Linked DNA regions of Homo sapiens: region 1 is linked to region 2. Evidence: read pairs that join two places in POLR2A ChIA-PET (ENCODE). Cell type or tissue: A673. All regions are shown on one strand. Each heading gives the region's core, and the rest is flanking DNA. Links, peaks and the distances in the headings are about the cores only. Region 1 overlaps UBAP2 (ubiquitin associated protein 2). Region 2 overlaps NFX1 (nuclear transcription factor, X-box binding 1).

Region 1 (11,488 bases), core at 1,582-4,081, 740 kb before region 2:
TGAATCACTTTCCCACTCGGCTTTTCCACATTTTCCCCTGAGTTTTTAGTCTAATTAGTTGCCCACGCATCTCAACTGTCACCACTCTGGTCTCTAATGCTTGCTCGCTTTAGGGGTTGATCCCATCATTATTACTGTTATTTCCTGTTTGATGTAATCCAGTCATTTACTACCACTTCTATTGGATATTGTTTTTACCTCACATTCAAGGAAGGTATATGGTTTGCCAGTATTTAGGCTTATTGTCTTTCTACAGCACCAGTGTATCCTAACAGTTGAGAGATTTTAAAAAATTACTATTAATTTTAGAGATATGGTCTCCATATGTTGCCCAGGCTGGCCTCCAGCTCCTGGGTTTAAGCGATTCTTTCACCTCAGCCTCCTGAGTATCTGGGATTACAGTGTGCACCACGGTGCTCAGCTAGTTGAGGGTTTTTTCAGGTCTCCATAAGGTATCCAAAGATTATCTTTTATTTGAAGGGCATATAATTTCTTGGGTGAACCCAGTTCTTATATTCCTCTTCCGTTGTGACAGCACTTTTTTCAACAAGGGGTATGCGACTAGTTATTGCATTCCTCACTTTTCACTGTGAATTGTGTATCCGTTTTAGTGCCAGTTTGTGAAAGGTGGAAGGAAGTTGAACATGATACCTAAGCTCTCCCGTATCCTACATTGGTGTGTTCCCCTTTTACCTCAGGAAAGGGAATGTATTCCACTCCCTGGAGATGATAGTTTCCTTCAATACACTCACCTGTGGAGCCCCTTCGCTAGGGTTGTCCTTCCATTGCTTTGAAGGCTTCTCTTATCATTAGGCAGAAGTGATTAGTTTCCCAAACTGCCCTTTTGCTTGCTGCCAGCATACTCCTGATTTTCCTACTTATGGCTAGTTGATACGTGTGACGAGAGATTTTCCCACAGCGCTGATTTCCCCCATTTGCTTCCCTGTTGCCTCTCACCCTCAATAATTATGAAACCTTTCAGAGAAGGAAGGTTTTTGTTGTGATTGAAATATGCCCGAAAGTGGTGGCATGGGAGAGAATGAGGCCATGGGAAAGGGTTGTGGTAATTGCCTCTCTTGCCTGTTTCCTGCTGCTCTGGTTTCCTCTGTCCTCCCTTTAAATGTGGGCTGGATCAGCAGTAGTCACATGGAGTTGCCTTTAGAACTATATTGGAACAACAATAACACCTCTGCTTCCCTTTCCTGGTTACTAGTGCAGTCTATGTAGTGATCACCAGGAGTGTCTCTCTTAGTATTAGCCTGAGTGACTTTTATTGTATGGGGAGAAATGGTGTGATGGTGTGAGAACATGTAGACTAATAGGTTTATTTCAATATGTACTTGTATTGTGATGGGAACTGGTCCCGGTATCTACCCTCTTAAGTATAAAATATGTGTAGAAAGTACAAACCTTTCTTGAAGGTTTGGAGTGGTCTGAAGTGAAGCCTTCTTTTTTTTTTTTTTTTTTTTTTTTTTTTTGAGATGGAGTCTTGTTCTGTCGCCCAGGCTGGAGTGCAGTGGCCTGATCTCGGCTCACTGCAAGCTCCGCCTCCCGGGTTCACGCCATTCTCCTGGCTCAGCCTCCCGAGTAGCTGGCACTACAGGCACCCACCACCACGCCCGGCTAATTTTTTGTATTTTTCAGTAGAGATGGGGTTTCACTGTGTTAGCCGGGATGGTCTTGATCTCCTGACCCCGTGATCCGCCTGCCTCCCAAAGTGCTGGGATTGCAGGCGTGAGCCACCCCGCCCGGCATGAAGCCTTTACTTCTAAAATGTTAGCTTTGAATTGTTGATTTCCCAGTCCTCTTTTTTTTTTTTTTAAATGATGATTTATTGTTAAGATTTCCTTTGTTAATAAGACACTTTGTGGGGTTGGGGGGTGGGGGTGGTTAAGTATATTAGCAAGGGTTAATGCCTGCTCTAAAGAAGCAGTCTGCAGGCATTTACAGATTGTAAAGTTCTCTGCCCTTAAGCACATCTGTCTTTATTTTTCCTTGTGAGAAACCTGTATGTCAGCAAATACCCGTTCATTCTTAGTTGTTATTTTGAGTAAATGGAGCTCTTAGTTGTTATTTTGAGTAAATGGAGCGTTCTTAAAAGCTAAGTGTTATGGTACCCATGGTGTTGACTGGTAAGTTAGTAGATCTCTGATAGATTTTAGAAGCAGCCGTTTTTTCCAAAGAGTGGAGATACAACCTGAAGGAAGGCAAAGAGAGGGAGGACATGTAGGGAATATCACCATGTAATCTTTGTGGTAGATTTTGAAGTAATTTTGCCCCAACTATCAAGTATTTAGGAATAGGATCCTTTTTTTACTAACTCAAAGAATCAAATTTATCAGATTAGTTTTTACAATTTTAATGTAAACCACTTATGCTGATATTTCCTGCTGAGTTTACTTGACATTTTTTAAGTTTCTCAAAGATGCTCCTTAAAAATTTTCTTTTGTGACTGGGCACTGTGGCTCATGTCTGTAATCCCAGCACTTTGGGAGGCGGAGGCGGGCGGGTCACGAGGTCGGGAGTTCGAGACTAACCTAACCAACATGGTGAAACCCCGTCTCTACTAAAAATACAAAAATGAGCCTGGTGTGGTGGCGCGTGCCTGTAGTCCCAGCTGCTCCAGAGGCTGAGGCGGTAGAATTGCTTGAACCTGGGAGGTGGAGGTTGCTGTGAGCCATGTGCCATTGGACTTCATCCAGCCTGGATGGAGCAAGACTCCGTCTCAAAAAAAAATTTTTTTTTTAATTTTTATTTTTTTCTACCCTTTTTTTTTTTTGAAGACAGTCTCACTGTTGCCCAAATTGGAGTGCAGTGGTGCAATCTCGGCTCACTTCAAGCTCCGCCTTCTGGGTTCATGCCATTTTCCTGCCTCAGCCTCCCGAGTACCTGGGACTACTGGCGCCTGCCGCCACGCCCGGCTAATTTTTTGTATTTTTATTAGAGACGGGGTTTCACAGTGTTAGCCAGATGGTCTTGATCTCCTAACCTCGTGATCCGCCCGCCTCGGCCTCCCAAAGTGCTGGGATTACAGGGGTGAGCCACGGCGCCCAGCCTTTTTTTACCCGTTTGTAAACAATGTTTGATAAGTTTCCATTTTTTGATAACTAATTTTCATGCTGGACATAGCATAATTGAATTGGAATCCAGTTAACTATTTGGATTTGAAGTATGAAATAGGGCTCACATTAAGGAGTAGAGTAGGTGTTTTATTTAAGACTAGGTAATACTCTTCATTTATTTATTTATTTATTTACAGATGGAGTCTCGCTCTGTCACCCAGGTTGGAGTGCAGTGGTACGATCTTCGCCCACTGCAACCTCTGCCCACCGGGTTCAAGTGATGCTCCTGCCTCAGCCTCCTGAGTAGCTGGGGTTACAGGCGCCTGCCAACACACTTGGCTAATTTTTGTAATTTTAGTAGAGATGGGATTTCACCATGTTGGCCATATTGGTCTTGGAACTCCTGACCTCAGGTGATCCACCTGCCTTGGCCTCCCAAAGTGCTGGGATTACTTGCGTGAGCCACCACACCTGGCTTCTTCTTTTATTTTTATTTTCTTGAGACAGTCTTTCTCTGTCGCCCAGGCTGGAGTGCTGTGGTGCCTTGGCTCACTGTAACCTCTGCCTCCCTGGCTTAAGTGATTCTTGTGCCTCAACTTCCCAAGCAGCTGGGACTACAGGCATGCATCACCACGCCCAGCTAATTTTTTTTTTTTTTCGAGACAGAGTCTTGCTCTCTTGCCCAGGCTGGAGTGCAGTGGCGCTATCTCGGCTCACTGCAAACTCCGCCTCCCAGGTTCACGCCATTCTCCTGCCTCAGCCTCCCGAGTAGCTGGGACTACAGGCGTGTGCTGTCAAGCCTGGCTAATTTTTTGTATTTTTAGTAGAGACAAGGTTTCACCGTGTTAGCCAGGATGGTCTTGATCTCCTGACCTCGTGTGTGATCTGCCCGCCTCGGCCTCCCAAAGTGCTGGGATTACAGGCGTGAGTCACCGCGCCCGGCTAATTTTTTTTTTTTTTTTTTTTTTTGAGGTGGAGTTTCATTCTGTCACCCAGGCCAGAGTGCAGTGGTGTGATCTCTGTTCACTGCAATCTCCGCCTACTGGGTTCAAGCGATTAGCCTGCCACCGTGCTCTGATAATTTTCGTATTTTTTGTAGAGACAGGATTTTGTCATTTTGGCCATGCTGGTTTTGAACTCCTGACCTCAGGTGATCCACCTGCTTCGGCCTCCCAAAGTGCTGAGATTACAGTTGTGGACCACTGTGCCTGGCCTTTTTTTTCCCCCTGAAACATGGAGTATATGTTTAAAAAAAAAAAAAGTTGGAGCCTGGCTCCATGGCTCCTGCGTGTAATTCCAACGCTTTGGGAGGCTGAGGTGGAAGGATTTCTTGAGCAGGAGTTCGAGACCAGCGTGGGCAATATAGTGAGACCCTGTCTCTATAAAAAAAATGTAAAAATTAACTGGGCATGATTGCATGTACCCAGAGTCCCATCTACTTGTGAGGCTGAGGTGGGAGGATTGCTTGAGGCCACAGTGAGCTATGATTGTGCCATTGCACTCCAGCTTGGGTGACAGAGTGAGACCCTATCTCCATAAATAATAGGATCATACTTTGCATACTTGCTGATTTTTATTGAAAAATACAGCATAGTTTGGGTGTGGTGGCTCATGCCTGTAATCCCAGCACTTTGGGAGGCCGAGGCAGGTGAATCACTTGAGCCCAGGAGTTGGAGAGCAGCTTAGACAACGTGGCAAAACCCTGTCTTTACTAAAAATACAAAAATTAGCTGGGCATGGTGTGCTTGTAGTCCCAGCTACTCAGGAGGCTGAGGTTGGAGGATTGCTTAAGCCTGGGTGGTTGAGACTGCAGTGGGCTGTGATTGTGCCACTGCACTTCAGCCTGGGTGACAGACCCTGTCTCAGAAGAAAAACCCAAAAAACAGCATACATACCGTAGATGATATATGAGGCATAAAAACATGTAGAGTTGTCATTGTATAACGTAGAAGGTGGTTGGGGGTAAACACATATGTAGAGTTGTTTTTTTTGGAGACAGGGTCTTGCTTTGTCGCCCAGGATGGAGTGTCTTGGCATGATCATGGCTCACTGCAGCCTCTATCTCCCAGGATTAAGGCATCCTCCCACCTCAGCCTCCTGAGTAGCTTGGACCACAGGGATGCATCACCATGCTCAGCTAATTTTTCTTTTTGTAGAGAGGAGTCTTGCTATGTTGCCCAGGCTGGTCTCTTAGGCTAAAGTGATCCTCCTGCCTTGGCCTACTAAAGTGCTGAGATTACAGGTGTGAGCTTAATGCCTGGCCCCATATGTAAAATTAAAAAAAAAAAGTAAAATGAACAACCAAGAAATAGGACATTACTGCTACCTGGAAGTCTCCTGTGTATGCCAGCTCCCAAGGCATTTCTTTTCGCTTTCCTTGAGGTAACCATTACCCTACATTATAGGTTTACTATTCCTTTGTGTTGTTGTTTTAAAATAGAGACAAGGTCTAGCTATGTTGCCCAGGGTGGTCTTGAACTCCTGGACTCAAGTGATCCTCCTGCTTGGCCTCCCAGAGTCCTGGGATTATAGGTATGAGTCACTCTGCAGGTTCTACTGTTCCTTTTTTTTTTTTTTTTTTTGAGACGGAGTCTTGCACTATCGCCTGGGCTGAAGTGTAGTGGCCCGATCTCAGCTCACTGCAACCTCCACCTCCCAAGTTCAAGCGAATCTCCAGCCTCCATCTCCCGAGTAGCTCGGATTATAGGTGCCCGCCACCACGCCTGGCTAATTTTTTGTATTTTTGGTAGAGATGGGGTTTCACTGTGTTGGCCAGGCTGGTCTCAAACTCCTGACCTCATGATCCGCCCACCTGAGCTCCCAAAGTGCTGGGATTACAGGCATGAGCCACCACCCCAGCCTACTGTTACTTTTTTACAATAATTTTACCTTATATGTATATCCGTAAGCAACATATGGTTTAATAGTGCCCATTTTCAGTCTTATTCTCAATGTAAGAATTGTATGATTCTTCTGATGCTTGATTCTTTCACTCTTACATGCTTGAGATTTATCCATGTTGATTTCTTTTTTTTGAGATAGGGTCTCAGTCTGTTGCTCAGGCTGGAGTGCAGTGGCTCGATCCTGGCTCACTGCAACATTCACCTCCCGGGTTCAAGCGATTCTCCTTCCTCAGCCTCCCAAATAGCTGGGACTACAGGTGCCCGCCACCATGCCTGGCTAATTTTTGTATTTTTTGGTAGAGACGGGGTTTCCTTGTGTTAGCCAGGCTGGTCTCGAACTCCTGACCTCAGGTGATCTGCCTGCTTCGGCCTCCCAAAGTTCTGGTATTACAGGCATGAGCCACTGCACCCAGCCCCCATGTAGATTTCTTTTTTCTTTGTTTTGTTTTATAAGACGGAGTCTTGCTCTTTTGCCCAGGCTGGAATGCCAGTGGCACGATCTCGGCTTCTCAGCTCACTGCAGCCTCTGCCTCCTTGGTTCAAGCAATTCTCCTGCCTCGGCCTCCCGAGTAGCTGGGATTACAGACACCTGCCACCATGCTCAGCTAATTTTTGTATTCTTAGTAGAGACGGGGTTTCACCATGTTGGCCAGGCTGGTCATGGACTCTTGTTTGTTTTTTTTTTTTTTTTTGAGATGGAGTTTGCTCTTGTTGCCCAGGCTAGAGTGCAATGGTGCGATCTTGGCTCACTGCAACCTCTGCCTCCTGGGTTCAAGCAATTCTCCTGCCTCAGCCTCCCAAGTAGCTGGGATTACAGGCAGGCACCACCATGCCTGGCTAATTTTTTTTTTTTTTTTTGCATTTTTAGTAGAGCTGTGGGTTCACTATGTTGGGCAGGCTGGTCTCGAACTCCTGACCTCCAGCGATCTGCCCACCTCGGCCTCCCAAAGTGCCGGGATTACAGGTGTTAGCCATCGTGCCCGGCCCGTTGATTTCTTATAGTAGTATGAGGTTACATTGTAAGGATGTGCCATATGTTGTCTATTTCATTGTTGATGGATATTTGTCTCATTTCCAGTTTTTTGAGATTACCAATTTTACTTGTCCTCATGTGGACATTTGCCACCCTGCCCACAACAAACAAAGTCCATTTTCTCAAGACTACATAACTGAGAGTGGAATTTTTGGTTTGTATGTAGGGTATGTGTAACTTTTACTAAGTAATGCTAAAGTGTTTTCCACATGTTGCACAGTTGTTCTCAGGCTTGTCAGCTGAACCACAGAACACAGAAAGTTGAGTTACTATTTTCTCAAATCTGTCAAGGATGGTACATAATGAATTTCATTCTAGGTGTCTGGAAAAAGTTCAGCTTATACACAGAGTGGATGCCCTAAGAATTGGGAATTCATTCTCAAAGACTGAGTGGTTTAAGAGTTCTACATCCTTGCCAACATTTTATGTTGCCTTTTTAGTTTTAGCCAATTGTAGTGGGATGTTCTAGATATATCTTTCATGAACGCCACATAGCTGGATTTTGCTTTGTTAAGTTAGCAACTTGCTAACTTCTTTTTAATTAATTAGAGTGTATCGCTATGTTGGCTGGGCTGGTCGTGAACTCCTGGGCTCAAGTGATCTTCCCACCTCACCCGCACAAAGTGCTGGGATTGTAGGAGTGAGCCATCAGCTAACCTCTTTAACTAGAGCATGGAGACCATTCATATCTGTTGTAATTACAGATATTTTGGATATATGTCTGCCATTATATTTAGTCTTCTAGTTGGCTGGCCTGTGTGTTTGTTTTCTGTCCCTTTTTTTTTTTTTTTTTTTTTTTTGAGACAGAGTCTCATTCTGTCACCCAGGCTGGAGTGCAATGGCGTGGGCTCGGCTCACTGCAACCTCCGCCTCCCGAGTTTAAGGGATTCTTCTGCCCCAGCCTCCCTAGTAGCTGGGACTACAGGCACGTGCCACCACACCTGGCTAATTTTTTTTTTTTTTTGAGACGGAGTCTAGCCCTTGTCGCCCAGGCTAGTGTGCAATGGCGTGATCTTGGCTCAACGCAACCTCCGCCTCCTGGGTTCAAGTGATTCTCCTGCCTCAGCCTCCCAAGTAGCTGGGATTACAGGCATGTGCCACCATGCCCCCGGCTAATTTTGTACTTTTAGTAGAGTCGGGGTTTCTCCATGTTCATCAGGCTGGTCTTGAACTCCCGACCTCAGGTGATCGCCCGCCTCGGCCTCCCAAAGTGCTGGGATTACAGACGTGAGCCACCGTGTGCGGCTTGTATTTTTTTTTTTTTTTTTTTTTTTTTAGTATTTATTGATCATTCTTGGGTGTTTCTCGCAGAGGGGGATTTGGCAGGGTCATAGGACAATAGTGGAGGGAAGGTCAGCAGATAAACAAGTGAACAAGGGTCTCTGGTTTTCCTAGGCAGAGGTCCCTGCGGCCTTCTGCAGTGTTTGTGTCCCTGGGTACTTGAGATTAGGGAGTGGTGATGACTCTTAACTGCCTTCAAGCATCTGTTTAACAAAGCACATCTTGCACCGCCCTTTATCCATTTAACCCTGAGTGGACACAGCACATGTTTCAGAGAGCACGGGGTTGGGGGTAAGGTTATAGATTAACAGCATCCCAAGGCAGAAGAATTTTTCTTAGTACAGAACAAAATGGAGTCTCCTATGTCTACTTCTTTCTACACAAACACAGCAACAATCTGATTTCTCTATCTTTTCCCCACATTTCCCCCTTTTCTATTCGACAAAACCGCCATCGTCATCATGGCCCGTTCTCAATGAGCAGTTGGGTACACCTCCCAGATGAGGTGGCGGCCGGGCAGAGGGGCTCCTCACTTCCCAGAAGGGGTGGCCGGGCAGAGGCGCCCCCCCCACCTCTCGGACGGGGCGGCGGCCAGGCGGAGGCGCCCCCCAACTCCCCAACGGGGCGGCTGGCCGGGCGGGGGCTGCCCCCCACCTCCCTCCCGGAAGGGGCGGCTGGCTGGGCGGAGGCTGCCCCCCACCTCCCAGACGGGCCGGCTGCCGGGCGGAGACGCTCCTCACTTCCCAGACGGGGTGGCTGCCGGGCGGAGGGGCTCCTCACTTCCCAGACGGGGCGGCTGCTGGGCGGAGGGGCTCCTCACTTCTCAGACGGGTCGGCCGGGCAGAGACGCTCCTCAACTCCCAGACGGGGTCGCGGTCGGGCAGAGGCGCTCCTCACATCCCAGATGGGGTGGCGGGGCAGAGGCGCTCCCCACATCCCAGACGGGGTGGCGGGGCAGAGGCGCTCCCCACATCTCAGACGATGGGCGGCCGGGCAGAGACGCTCCTCACTTCCTAGACGGGATGGCGGCCAGGAAGAGGCGCTCCTCACTTCCCAGTCTGGGCAGCAGGGCAGAGGGGCTCCTCACATCCCAGACGATGGGCGGCCAGGCAGAGATGCTCCTCACTTCCCAGACGGGGTGGCGGCCGGGCAGAGGCTACAATCTCGGCACTTTGGGAGGCCAAGGCAGGCGGGTGGGAGGTGGAGGTTGTAGTGAGCCGAGATCACGCCACTGCACTCCAGCCTGGGCAACATTGAGCACTGAGTTAATGAGACACTGTCTGCAATCCCGGCACCTCAGGAGGCCTAGGCTGGCAGATCACTCGCGGTTAGCAGCTGGAGACCAGCCCGGCCAACACAGCGAAACCCCGTCTCCACCAAAAAAATACGAAAACCAGTCAGGTGTGGCGGCGCGCGCCTGCAATCGCAGGCACTTGGCAGGCCGAGGCAGGAGAATCAGGCAGGGAGGTTGCAGTGAGCCGAGATGGCGGCAGTACAGTCCAGCTTTGGCTTGGCATCAGAGGGAGACCGTGGGGAGAGGGGAGGCTTGTATTTTTAATAGAGACAGAGTTTCACTGTGTTGGCCAGGCTGGTCTTGAACTCCTGACCTCATGATCTTCCCACCTCAGCCTCTCAAAGTGCTGGGATTACAGGCAGGAGCCACCGCGCCCGACCTTTTTTTTTTTTTTTTTTTTTTTTTCCCAGGCTGGAGTGCAGTGGTGCAATCCTAGCTCATTGCAGCCTTGAACTCCCCGTGCTCAGATGATCCACCTTAGCCTCTTGGGTACCTGGGACTACAGATTTGTGCCACCGTGCCTAGCTAATTTTTTTTTTTTTTTTTTTTTTGTAGAGACAGGGTTTCATCATATTGCACAGGCTGGTCTTCAACTTCTGGGTTCAAGTGCTCACCTCAGCCTCCCAAAGTGTTGGGATTATAGGCGTGAGCAGCTGCTGTAGGCCCACAAAATGTATTTTTATAGCCTCTTTCCCATCCAGTCGGGGTTTCTGTATTTACATATTGTCACTGAAGTATTTTTATAGCCTCTTTTCCCATCCAGTCAGGGTTTGTGTATTTACATATTGTGACTGAAGTACACTACTGAATGATAATCCTTTTCTCAGATGATTATTTTCTCAATTATTTATCAGATATAATTGCCAGTCAGGTCATCTGATAAGCAAGAAATAACTACTGCTGTTACTTAGTTCAGGTAATTTTCATCAATGCTAAGTAAATTGCTAATTTATTGTAGGATAAAATGTAACTTTTTGGGGCTTTTGGAAAGTCTAAAAATATGTATTCCATGACTGCTATGCCAACCCTAAGTTTTGAAACACTGATGAAAGTTTCCTTTGATTTGTGGGAGTGAGGCAACAATTACATTAGTAAAAACTTAAGGTAGTATATGGGCTGGGCGCAGTGGCTCTCTCCTGTAATCCCAGCTCTTTGGGAGACCAAGGCAAGTGGATCACTTGAGGTCAGGTGTTTGAGACCAGCCTGGCCAACATGGTGAAACCCTACCTCTACCAAAAAATACAAAAATTAGCTGTGTGTGGGCTGGGCGCGGTGGCTCACGCCTGTAATCCCAGCACTTTGGGGGGCCGAGGCGGGCGGATCACGAGGTCAGGAGATCGAGACCATCCTGGCTAAAACGGTGAAACCCCGTCTCTATTAAAAATACAAAAAATTAGCCAGGCATGGTGGCACGCCTCTGTAATCTCAGCTAATCCGGAGGCCGAGGCAGGAGAATCGCTTGATCCCAGAAGTCGGAGGTTGCAGCGAGCCGAGATTGTGCCACTGCACTCCAGCCCGGGTGATAGAGCGAGACTCTCTCAAAAAAAAAAAAAAAAAAAAAAAAAATAGCTGGGTGTGGTGGCACATGCCTATAGTCCCACCTACTTGGGAGGCTGAGGCGGGAGAATTGCTGGAACCCTGGAGGGGAGGCAGAGGTCAGTGAGGTACCTGAGATCGCACCACTGTGCTCCAGCCTGGGCAGACAGAATGAGACCTTGTCTCAAAAAAAAAAAAAAAAAAAAGAGAAAAACTTAAGGTAGTATATTCTCTGTTATTTCTGTGAATGCTAAGTTTACATTACTGCAGATTAGGCCTGAATGATGGTTCTCCCTGCGCAAATGGTATATGCTACTCTATAGGTGTTCACTTGAACGAATATTTATTGCTGCCAGTTGTCAACAATGTTAGATGCTAG
Region 2 (11,488 bases), core at 5,724-8,223:
AAACGCACCTCACCGAAAATCTGCATGATTCATCTCATCCTGTGGTTCAAAAATCATTTTAAGATCTTACTGGGCCTCAGAGACACTCCACAGCTATCAGTAATCCTTGTACTAATGATGTAGGAGACCTTGTATTATAATGGAACAAGGGTGGGCTCTGGAGTCACCTATTCTTTCATTCAACAATATTCATTAAAAGACTCTTAGATGCCAGATACTGTGCTAGGCACAGGAAACTGGTCCCAGCCTCCTTAGGCCTGGGTTCAACTCCTGGTTCTGTCACCCACTTAGAGAGGTTAAAAAAAAAATCCTTGCCGACCGAGCGCGGTAGCTCATGCCTGTAATCCCAACACTTTGGGAGGCCGAGGCGGGTGGATCACGAAGTCAATAGTTCAAGACCAGCCTGGCCAAGATGGTGAAATCCCATCTCTACTAAAAATACAAAAACTAGCCAGGTGCGGTGGCAGGCGCCTGTAATCCCAGCTACTTGGGAGGCTGAGGCAGGAGAATTGCTTGAACCCAGGCAGCAGAGGTTGCAGTGAGCCGAGATCGCACCACTGCACTCCAGCATGGGTGACAGACCGAGACTCCGTCTCAAAAAAAAAAAAATCCTTGTCACTTTGGTATTTTACCCGAAATAATGGGTAGTCTCACAATCTCATTGTGCATATAACTTCTTAATCACTTATAAGATTACAAAATAGGGTCATGGGCAGCACAGGGAACTACTAGTTACAGAAAAGTACTATCCATGGCACATTTGGTCTCTCAAGTTGCCCACTTGGCTCTCTTCCAAGTTGTACTTTCCTTCTGTCCTTTCCTTCCTGTTCTAAAGCTTTTTAATAAACTTTCACTCCTGAAAAAAAAAAAGTACTATTCATGCCTACCATTTATTTGTATCTACCTACTATTCTTTTATTTCAGAAATTCACAAGTCAATCATGCATGTGAAAACTGAGGTCTTCTTTAGGGTGTAATTTTAACTTTACCTGGTTCGTCCACATTCACATGTTTTTGTCATAAAGGCAGGGCAGGGTGGGCAGGGTCCTGGATGGCAGAGACTGAAAGAGAAAGGTTTCACTGAATAAACCACAGCCATGTATCCAAACCCGAACAAAGCTGTCCCAGCTGGGTCTTATTGTGAATATGGCAACAAATACATCTACTATGACATGTCTTTGTATTTGTTTAAAGTTGATTAAACTATTTGAACAAAGATATCAACTGTACTTTTATGTGCAAAAAATCGACATCATTATCACCACAGACTATTTAACCACAGAAGTAAATCCCAAGTCAAAATACTGGTTATATTTGGGTCTGAGAGTCAAAGATGACATTTTCAAATACAGTCTTGGCCCACTTACAGCAGTGTGTGGGGATAAAAATAGTTTGCTACTCAGGTAAAAGGCAGAATGGCTAATAGGGTCCTGTAGAAGATCAGAGTCTAAGCAAAGTAATAGAACTCAAATCTACCTGGTCCGTAAGAAGTACAGACATACTATCAGCTAGTGAAGTAATAATCAGGCACTGGGCAAACAATGGAACAGTGAAAAGAAGGCTGACATGAGGGGAGGCATGCTAGTGAGTAACATGGAGAGAATGAAAGGGAAGGGGGTCATGGAAAGAACTGGGCTGAGTGATATGCTATAGGTCAGAATTAGCCCTCTGAAAAATGCTATTTTAGGAGCTATATTATAGAGACCAATAGAAAAAAGTTACAATACGGAATTTGTATATTCAAATATATACTGCCCTCTTCAAAGCAGACACTTTGGCAAATTACACAGTGGTACAGAAATACCACTACTTAAAACATTTTGGGAACTTCTACGACAACTGTTTTTGGAGTAGGAGGGGTATATTCTAGGTGGCAAATTACAACCCTTTGGGAATCAAAAGCCAATCAGAGCCAAGACTAATTAATCAGATGGGTAACAGAATTTGCTGTAAAACATTAGTGTGCTTATAAAGTGGTCTGGCTGGAATGTTTAGTTTCTATGAAACTCCTAAACAAGCTCTGATAATTCTTAAATAAAGTTTAAACATTGAAAACAATCCAGGAACAAGTGTCTAGTCTTCTAAGATGACTCATTTTGATAGACAATACCCATAGGAGACATAAGTTTAAGCATGTTTCTTTAAAGATGAGTATCATTATTCAACAGTTATATTTTATATATACCTCAATCCTTTCGGGTGAAACAATTTTCATTGCTTGTCAGGTGTGGGTGATTCTAGGTTATGTCAAATATCTCAGAAGCCTGGACTCAATCTCCTCAATCTCAGGTTTTCTTAACTTTTAGACCAGAGGTCCACAACACTGGCTATATATTGGAAGTGCCTGGAGAGCTTTTAAAAATATTGATGTTCACACCAGGCATGGTGGCTCATGCCTGTACTCTCAGCACTTTGGGAGGCTGAGGTGGGAGGATCGCTTGAGCCCAGGAGTTCAAGGGTGCAGTGAGCTACGATAGCACCACTGCACTCAAGCCTGGGCAACAGAGCGAGACCCTGTCTCTGTCACTTTTGAGTCCTAACAAGTGTAAATGAGAGAAAGCAAAGCTTTCTTGGAGACCAGAAAAGTGCTACTGGGGAATGGGCTTCTATGGTCCTGAAAGTAAAAGAAAGTTCCCAAGTCAAGTGTGAAAGCTCCAGAGCCACAAAAGAGCAGGAGCAGGTTTTAAGGTGTTCTTTTCTTTCAGACATGGTGCTGATCACTTGATCTGCAACAGTTTTAATCTCTGGTAGTCATGAAGGGTTTGGAAAAATAGTCCATGCAGAGGATTAAGTTTTTTTTTTTTTTCTCTGAGACGGAGTCTTGCTCTGTAGCCCAGGCTGGAGTGCAGTGGCATGATCTCGGCTCACTGCAACCTCCGCCTCCCGGGTTCACGCCATTCTCCTGCATCAGCCTCTCCAGTAGGTGGGACTACAGGTGCCCACCACCACACCCGGCTAATTTTTTATATTTTTAGTAGAGACAGGGTTGCACCGTCTTAGCCAGGATGGTCTCGATCTCCTGGCCTCGTGATCCACCCGCCTTGGCCTCCCAAAGTGCTGGGATTACAGGCATGAGCCACCGCGCCCAGCCAGGATTAACTTCTTATTACTGAATTTACTGAAAATGACAACTAATGGCAAGAATAGCTTAACTCCTTCCTAAGGAAGGACCTATGCGAGCAGTCAAAGGGAATGAGGTATCTGACTGCCCAGCAGATCACAGGCCATGCTGTCTAGCCCAGTTTAAAACAGCTCTACCCCCACTGACATTTCCCCAGCGCCACCACCATGCCTTGATCACAAGGCCCTGGTCCAATATTATCCCTCCTCCAAGCAGTAGAAATACCAAGATAACACTCTGATGTCTGGTTTACTCTTAGATTTGGGTAGTAAAAGTAAGAATTGTCATTTTTTGATCACTTGCCAGAAAGACTCTATATCGAGCCGCATAGATGCACTAATTCATTTAATTTTCATAGAACCCTATAAGTGTTATTATTACTATCATTATTATTTTACAGATGCAGGCTTAGATAAATTAATAACTTGTCCAAGGTTACATAACTATTTAAGTAACTTGAACCTAAGATTTAAACCTTTGTCTGAGGTTAAGGCCTGTAGAAATTTATTTGTAACTGATCAACTGTTTTTCTATTACTGTGCATTTTTTGGTATTTAGAAGCTGACTGCATACAGTCTACTTATTTATTTATTTATTATTTTTAGAGACATGGTCTTGCTTTGTTGCCCAGGCTGGAGTGCAATAGTGCAATCACAGCTCACTGCAGCCGTGAACTCCTGGACTCAAATGATCCTCCTTGCTCAGCCTCCCAAGTAGCTGGGACTACAGGTGTGTGCCACCACAGCTGGCTAATTTTAAATTTTTTTGTAGAGACGGGGTCTCATTTTGTTGCCTAGTCTGGTCTAGAACTCCTGGCCTCAAGCAATCCTCCTGCCTTGGCTTCCCAACGTGTTGGGATTATAGGCATGAGCCACCGTGTCTGGCTTATGGATATAATCTACAGCTGGCTATTTATTGTAGGGAAAAGACTGACATCCTATGGCTGGGTGTGGTGGCTCACACCAGTAATCCTGGCATGTTGGGAGGCTGAGGAGAGCAGATTGCTTGAGCCCAGGAGTTCGAGACCAACCTGGGCAACACGGCAAAACCCCATTTCTACCAAAACATACAAAAATTAGCCAGGCGTGGTGGCACACGCCTGTAGTCCCAGCTACTCAGGAGGATGAGGTGGGAGGATGGCTTGAGCACAAGAGGCGGCGGTTGCAGTGAGCTGTGATCACACCACCACACTCACACTCCAGCCTGGGTGACAAAGCGAGACCCTGTCTCAAAAAAAAAAAAAAAAAAAAAGAAAGAAAGAAAGAAAAAGATTGACATCTTGACATCTTGGAAATACTGTCCGACCGGGACCCTAAACAATTGTCTTTCCCCAGACAGAAGGTTCTCCCATACATTCTCTTGGACCTGGATATCAATGCGGGATAAAACATATGAGTCACATTTCTTCTTAGAAGCAAGCAGTGTAATGTAATGGAAGCAGCACTGGCTTTGGAAACCCTAGCTCCACCATCCACGCCCTGCCACTGTGATGCTGGGCAAGAGGCTTGGCCTTTCTGAGCCTCATCTGTAAAGCAGAGATGGTAAATATCTATTACTGGGCTGTGGTAAGGATTCAACAAGTTAACTGATGTAGAGTGCCTGGCACAGGGTGATTTGAGACCATTTACTGAGGTCCCATATCACCCTTCATCCCAAACCATTACATGCTAACCAGGTATGTTTACTTAGAGCCACCAGCAAAGCATGTCCACCAGCAATCCCAACGGAATTAGCATTCCAACTTACAGGTTACAGGAATGTGGGCAGTCCTGGCCAGGCTGTTTCTTTCTACAAACCTCACCACAGCTATGTGGAATTTCATTTCTGCTCCACTCAGGATTCTTTACCTTGCCTAGAACATATCAGATCAGAGAGTCAATGGTACAAACTTCAACCACATTCTCAACTTTAATGAAACAGTAAAGTATAGCTAGGCAGCATGCAACTTTAGTGTGGTTTTTATTATTTCAACAAATGTATTATCCCATATCTTAAAATAAAAAGATAAATATAATGCTATTCATAAAAAGTTTCACTGAGTATGATAAATCTTAAATCTTGGATTACCTGGGAAAGATAAATAAAAAGTCACTTTTACTTACGAAAATACTATCTTGACTAATGGAAACGTTTAATTTAAGATAAATACCTATAAGACAAGTCGTCTATAACTGGACTTCTGAACTGATATGCGAATTGCTGCTGGAAGGATCAGAGAGAGGGAATAAGAGAAGAGCACCGTGGGGAAAGGGGGGAGGCAGTAAGAAATGGAAAGGACATAAATCCCGAGTAGCAGGAACTCACCTATTCCAGAACTATAAAGTCGGCATAAAAGACCTTATACTTTTATAATCAATGTCACTGCAAATCTTCATGGCACATCTTCCATGGACTCAGCAGAGACAGGGAAGAGTAAAACGAAGGCACAGGATTCCTCCTTGCCCTTGAGGAATTCATCCTCACTTGGGCAATTTGCACACTAAATTGCAGCCATCCCCAGTCCATGGCCTCTGCTTTTCTCTCTATACTATCTCTTTCAGAAATTTTATTCATGTTGAGAGGTGCAATCCACCTAAAGGCCATTGATCCCCAAATCCACATTTTCTCTCTTGCCCTGAATCTTCAGTTTCAGACCCATATGTCCAAATGTCTGCTGAACATTCTTGCTTGGGGTTTCACAGTCACCTCAAACTGGCTTTATCCACAGTCAAAGTTCACATCTTCCCTCTATAACTCCTCCCTTTTCAGGGTTTCCTATTTCTGTCAGTGACGTCAACTCTGTCAGAGTCACACACGCTCAAAAACTACAGTCATCTCTGACACCTCTTTCTACTTAATCACCAAGTTGTGTCAATTTTTCCTACAAAGTGGCTCTCACCTCATCGCTCTCCTGTTCCTGCCTCTCTAACTGGCCAAAACCTCATCTCCAGACTATCACAAAAGCCTCCCTGCCTCTGTGCTTTTTTGCTCCAATACAGTGCCCTGGTTTTCCTCTAACATCTCTCAAGAGCTCTACCTTTTGTCCCTGACTCCAAATGATGTTTTGGGGTTTTTTGCTTTTCTTTCCCCTGCAAGTGTTCTGCATTACACCCTTTTCTCACTCTGTACCCTTTCATCCGCTAGGGTCTTAACTACTCCTCTCAGCTGTGATTCTCATCCTTAAGTCCTGGTCTTTCCTCAAATATTGCTACCTGCCTGTTGGACATATTTCACTGTATGTTCTGCTCACTCCTCCAGCTCAACATTTCTAAACTGTAGTCACTGTCCCCACCAGACCTTCTTCTTTTGACCTGCCCTTTTCCTTGGTATCACCATTTCCAAAAGCATGAAACTTTGGGTGACTCCCATTCCTACTACTGTCAGGAATCAACCTAACACCATATTTTTCTATCACACTCCTTAGAGGCTTGTACTACTCTTCATCTGGATTATAAGTCCCAAATTATTTAGGCTCCAAAATACTCTACTCACTGCTACCAAACTAATCTCCATAAAGAATCATGTTGATGCCCTCAGTGGCTTCCCACAGCCTTCCAAATGAAGTCCCAACATCTGAGACTGGTATCAAAGGGTCAGCCCTTCCTTTCCAGTCATCTCCCACTCCCCTACCATCATAGATCCTGGGCTCTGTAAGTGGATGAATCACTCTTCTCCCAATATACCCTAAACCCTGTTGATTTTGAACTGCCTATGCTATTCCCTTCAACATATCTTTCTGCCTACAAAGATTTTACCTAGTTTACAATGCCAGTTCAATTCTACCTCCTCCAAGAAGGCTTCTCTTAATCATCCAGCTGTAAGTCGTAACTACCCCAAAGATCTCCCATAGTACTTTGTACTTCTAGCAGAGTATCAGGCTAATTGTGTTTTAACTCTTAGACTGTAAGCTCTGGTAAGTTAACCGTTTTATTCGCCTCTGTTTCTTCACAGTGCCTTGAACATTAATAAGTTCTCAATAAAAACATGTTAAATTAATGGTCCCCTGGAAGAACAGTGTGGGGCAAAGTCATCTGCAAATAAGGCCTTTATGTGCATTCTCACATCATTTTACCACTTTCAGATCATCTTGACCTTCACTCCACATTCTTATACTGCCTTAGAGTCTCTCATCTAATTTGCCAGTAGAGGCTTTAACAAGATTTTTAATTCCATTGTGGTACTTTATGTAATCCTTCAAAATAAGGTATTAAGTATTGGTATTGTCCTATTTGCCCAAATTTCCACTGATCTCTTACTTCCAGTTTCATGCTGCCTTTCTGGTAGTATATTCAAGAATATTTATTCCCTCATCTAATACCAATTTAGTATCTATTAAGGCTGAGATTCTGTCAATAAAACATGTAAGACCGGAAAATTCCAAATAAAACAGAGGCCAAAGTGAGACAGAGAATAACAAAGGAAAGCTTCCTTTGTAAGAGGGTGTTTGGGGTCAGATCTTAAATGATACTGTGGTTAAGAATTGAAAGAAAAGAAGGGGAAGTCAAAGAGTTCACCAAGGTATTGCATCTAGAAGATTCAGAGTTGATGGTAAATGACTTGACTCTTTGTGAAAGCTGCTAGCTAAGTAATGGGAAAGGAGAAATATGAGCAAATTGGTTAGAAAAATAAGGAGAGCATGCAGAAACAAACAGGAAGAGCTACTTATTTCAAGAAGGGAATGGTCAAAGGTGTCAAGGGCTATCACTCTACCAAAAAGATTATGAGCTTATAAAATCAGCCCTAGATATGGCTGGAAAGGAGTCATTGGTGATTTCTTTGTTTTTATTTTATTTATTTATTTTTTTGAGATGGAGTCTCACTCTGTCGCCCAGGCTGGAGTGCAATGGCATGATCTTGGATCATTGCAACCTCTGCCTCCCAGGTTCAAGCGATTCTCCTGCCTCAGCCTCCCAAGTAGCTGGGATTACAGACATGCAACACTATGCCCAGCTAACTTATTTTAGTAGAGACGGGGTTTCACCATGTTGGCCAGGCTGGTGTCGAACTCCTGATCTCAGGTGATCCACCTACCTTGGCCTCCCAAAGTGCTGGGATTACAGGCGTGAGCCACTAAGCCCGGCCCATTGGTAATTTCTGAATACGGTTTCAGTGAGGCAACAAGACAGAAGCAAAAATGCAATGCTTCAGGGAGGGAGACAGACAGTAAAGAAACAAAATCTGAAAAATCAACAACTAGAGGGAAGTTAGTCATTAAAAGGCAGGAAAGGAAAAAAAACATGCAGAAATGGGCTAGCAGCAAGAATGAGCATCTGGGTTACAAGAAGTTTTCCCCTAATACTTGGGGGAACTGAGATATTCAAAAACAGAAAGAAGTATTCCATAAAGAGGGAAGATGCCAGGATAGAGTTTATAATGCTGGTTTATAAAAAATCTGATTATAAATACCAATGACTTATTTCCAGGATTAAAATAAACACTATTATTTACTCATACTGCTCAAATCTGGACTATCAAAGCTGTAACTGCTGGGGGTGAGATGAAGCCCACGTCCACACCTATCTCTGCTACATGGTCAGGCCTGGTCTCAAGACCAAGGAGACAAGCACTACAGCCCAGAAGCAGCATGAGCCTGGTTGGCCATCTCCAGAACAGCTTGCCAGGAGCACAAAGGCTGTGGCTCTAGCTGTGTGATGGACCACATAATTACAGTCTTATAGACTCCTAGAGCTTTGAAGTCTCATTAGTAACTTCTAAAACATGCCCCGCAGACCACCTTTCCTGAACTGAGGTACAATGTATGTAGTAAAAGAGACTCCAGTGTATATAAACAAACTTACCACAGAAACAAGTGTAGGTATTAGGAACATGTGCAGAAACATTCTGACAGGCAGGGCACCTCCAACCACTCTGGCCATCTGTCAGGAAAAATGGGAGTAGGCCAAATAAATTTTCTTCCAAAAGCTACATGTAATTAAAAAAATTTAAATCTATAGGAAGACACAATATTGAAGTAGTGGTAATAATTTCAATGTTAAGCATATCAGACATTTAAGGAACAAATTCACAATACTGACTGCTTAGCTTGAATACAGCATTTTCCACTAAATATGGGGTTCATTAAAAAAAAAAAAAAAAAAAGGCCAGGTGTGGTGGCTCATGCCTATAATCCCAGCGCTTTGTGAAGCAGAGGTGGGTGGATCACAAGGTCAGGAGATTGAGACCACCCTGGCTAACATGATGAAACATCATCTCTACTAAAAATGCAAAAATTAGCTGGGCGTGGTGGTGCGCGCCTGTAATCCCAGCTACTCAGGAGGCTGAGGCAGAAGAATCACTTGAACCTGGGAGGTGGAGGCTGCAGTGAGCCGAGATCGTGCCACTGCACTCCAGCCTGGGCAACAGAGTGAGACTCCCTCTCAAAAAAAAAACAAAAACAAACAAAAAAAAACCACTAGCTAGGCATGGTGGCTCATGTGTCTAATCCCAGCATTTTAGGAGGCTGATGCAGAATTGCTTGAGCCTGGGAGTTCAAGACAAGACTGGGCAACACAGCAGACCGTCTCAAAAAAAAAAAAAATTAGCTGGATGTGGTGGCATGTGCCTGTAGTCTCAGCTGCTTGGGAGTCTGAGGCAGGAGGATCATTTGAGTCCAGGAATTCAAGGCTGCAGTGAGACATGATCACACCACTGGACTCCAGCCTGGGTAACAGAGTAAGACTCTGTCTCAAAAAAAAAAAAAAAAAAAAAATACAGTTAGATAGAAGGAATAAGATCTAGTGTTTAGTAGCACTATGGCTAACAACAATTTATTATATATTTCAAAATAACTAGAAGAGTAGAAATGGGATGCTCCTAACACAAAGAAATGATAAATATTTGAGGTGTTGGAATCCCCATATGCCAATTACCCTGATTTGATCATTACACATTGTACGCTTGTATCAAAATATCATGTGTACCCCATAAACATGTAAACTATTACGTATGCATAGTAAAAATTTAAAAATGAAAAAAAAATGTTTTTTTGTTTGTTTGAGACAGGGTCTTGCTCTGTCACCCAGGCTGGAGGGCAGTGGTGCAATCTCAGATCACTGCAATCTCCACCTCCTGGATTCAAGCAATTCTTGTGCCTCAGCCTCCCGAGTAGCTGGGATTACAGGTGCCCGCCACCACGCCTGGCTAATTTTTATATCTTTAGTAGAGATGGAGTTTTGCCATGTTGGCCAGGCTAATCTTGAACTTCTGACTTCAGATGATCCGCCTGCCTTGGCCTCCCAAAGCGCTGGGATTACAGGCGTGAGCCATCATGCCTGGCCAAAAATGAGAAGAAGATAAATTAAAAATAGAATTACCATATGATCCTGCAATCACACTTCTGTTTATGTATCCACAGGAAATAAAATCAGTAGGTCAAAGAAAAAATAATAAGTAAAAGCCATCATTTTCAATAAGAGTGACTGATTTTGTCGTATCTTAAAATATATTTTAATATTGTTGTTTAGCTGGTTTATTTAAGATCTATAACTTAATTCTGGTCATATGAAACACATGATCAAGGTAACATACTCTCCCTGCAGAAAAAGTAGTTAAGAGAAATTAAACTGTATTTTTAAAGCTGGGCTTAATAATACTTAAACGTATCAAATAGGGGAGAATAACTACTCAGAAGAGAGAATTAATTGACCTGCTTGAGATGCTGGAGACCTTGCCCATTTCTTTATGCAGTTCAAATGAAACACATGGTAACAGCTCTGACAACTCCACACTGGGGCCGTGACACGAACCAATTCACAGCACACCATGCACTCGTATTTTTCTGTTGTTAGTTGTTCAATTAGAGAACCTGTTTAAAAAACAAAATAACAAAAAAGATTAACTCAAACACAAAAAACCATTCCTCACTTTAATCAACCAAGGATCAGCAAGTCACTCAAGAGAAGAATCCAAACACAGAGATTTTAAGGGATATCTGATTCTGGGTAAGGCAGCTGGCTATTCAGACTGAGGCCAAAAAGGGGCAGGAATTTGCTGAGGAAGAGGATTTAGGAAGGAGACACTCAGGTGGGGATTCCCACAATTAAGGAAACATTCCCAGGAAAACAGCAGAGTAGCCAAATGCCCCTTGTAACATAGCCTGAGGATCCACTGGGCAATACAGGATCTTGCTTTGCATTTTCTATTTTCCAGGATCCTCTAAATCTATCAGATCCATGGATTTAGGTTAGAAAGAGGCTCGTGAAGCTGTAGTGTCAGCTATAAGAAGCCCAAGTCTGGGCAGGTTCCAACAACCCATGAGTGGTGAGATGGCTCTAGCCGTTGCCCTCAAAGTCTTTAGTCATTCACTTAACAAAGATATTCTTGGTGCCTACCATAAGCCCCATGGTGGTGTTACAGTCCCTGGCTCCAGGAGCTCAAAGTCCAGTGACA

Evidence for each region. ChIA-PET counts read pairs that join two places held together with the same protein. Peaks named below come from ENCODE experiments on the same cell type or tissue, not always from the same donor. Only the 100,000 strongest peaks of a DNase experiment are listed, where the experiment ranks them.
Region 1: POLR2A ChIA-PET joins it to region 2 with 10 read pairs; 3 of 35 experiments call an interaction of 5 or more read pairs at or near these places.

The regions. Positions count from the first base shown.
Region 1 is chr9:34,036,634-34,048,121 of GRCh38, reverse strand. The region is part of intron 1 of UBAP2 (ubiquitin associated protein 2); the gene reads left to right. Among named protein-coding and RNA genes, the nearest start is that of UBAP2, 6.5 kb to the left of the region's middle. RefSeq lists an enhancer at 1-125. In A673, for the core only: no CTCF peak of the experiment used is centred there; no DNase peak of the experiment used is centred there; H3K27ac peaks cover 490 bases.
Region 2 is chr9:33,300,679-33,312,166 of GRCh38, reverse strand. NFX1 (nuclear transcription factor, X-box binding 1) reads right to left here. Exons shown (of 24, transcript NM_002504.6): 3 at 10,746-10,904; 4 at 8,899-8,976; 5 at 4,868-4,973; 6 at 990-1,061. Among named protein-coding and RNA genes, the nearest start is that of NFX1, 16 kb to the right of the region's middle. In A673, for the core only: no CTCF peak of the experiment used is centred there; no DNase peak of the experiment used is centred there.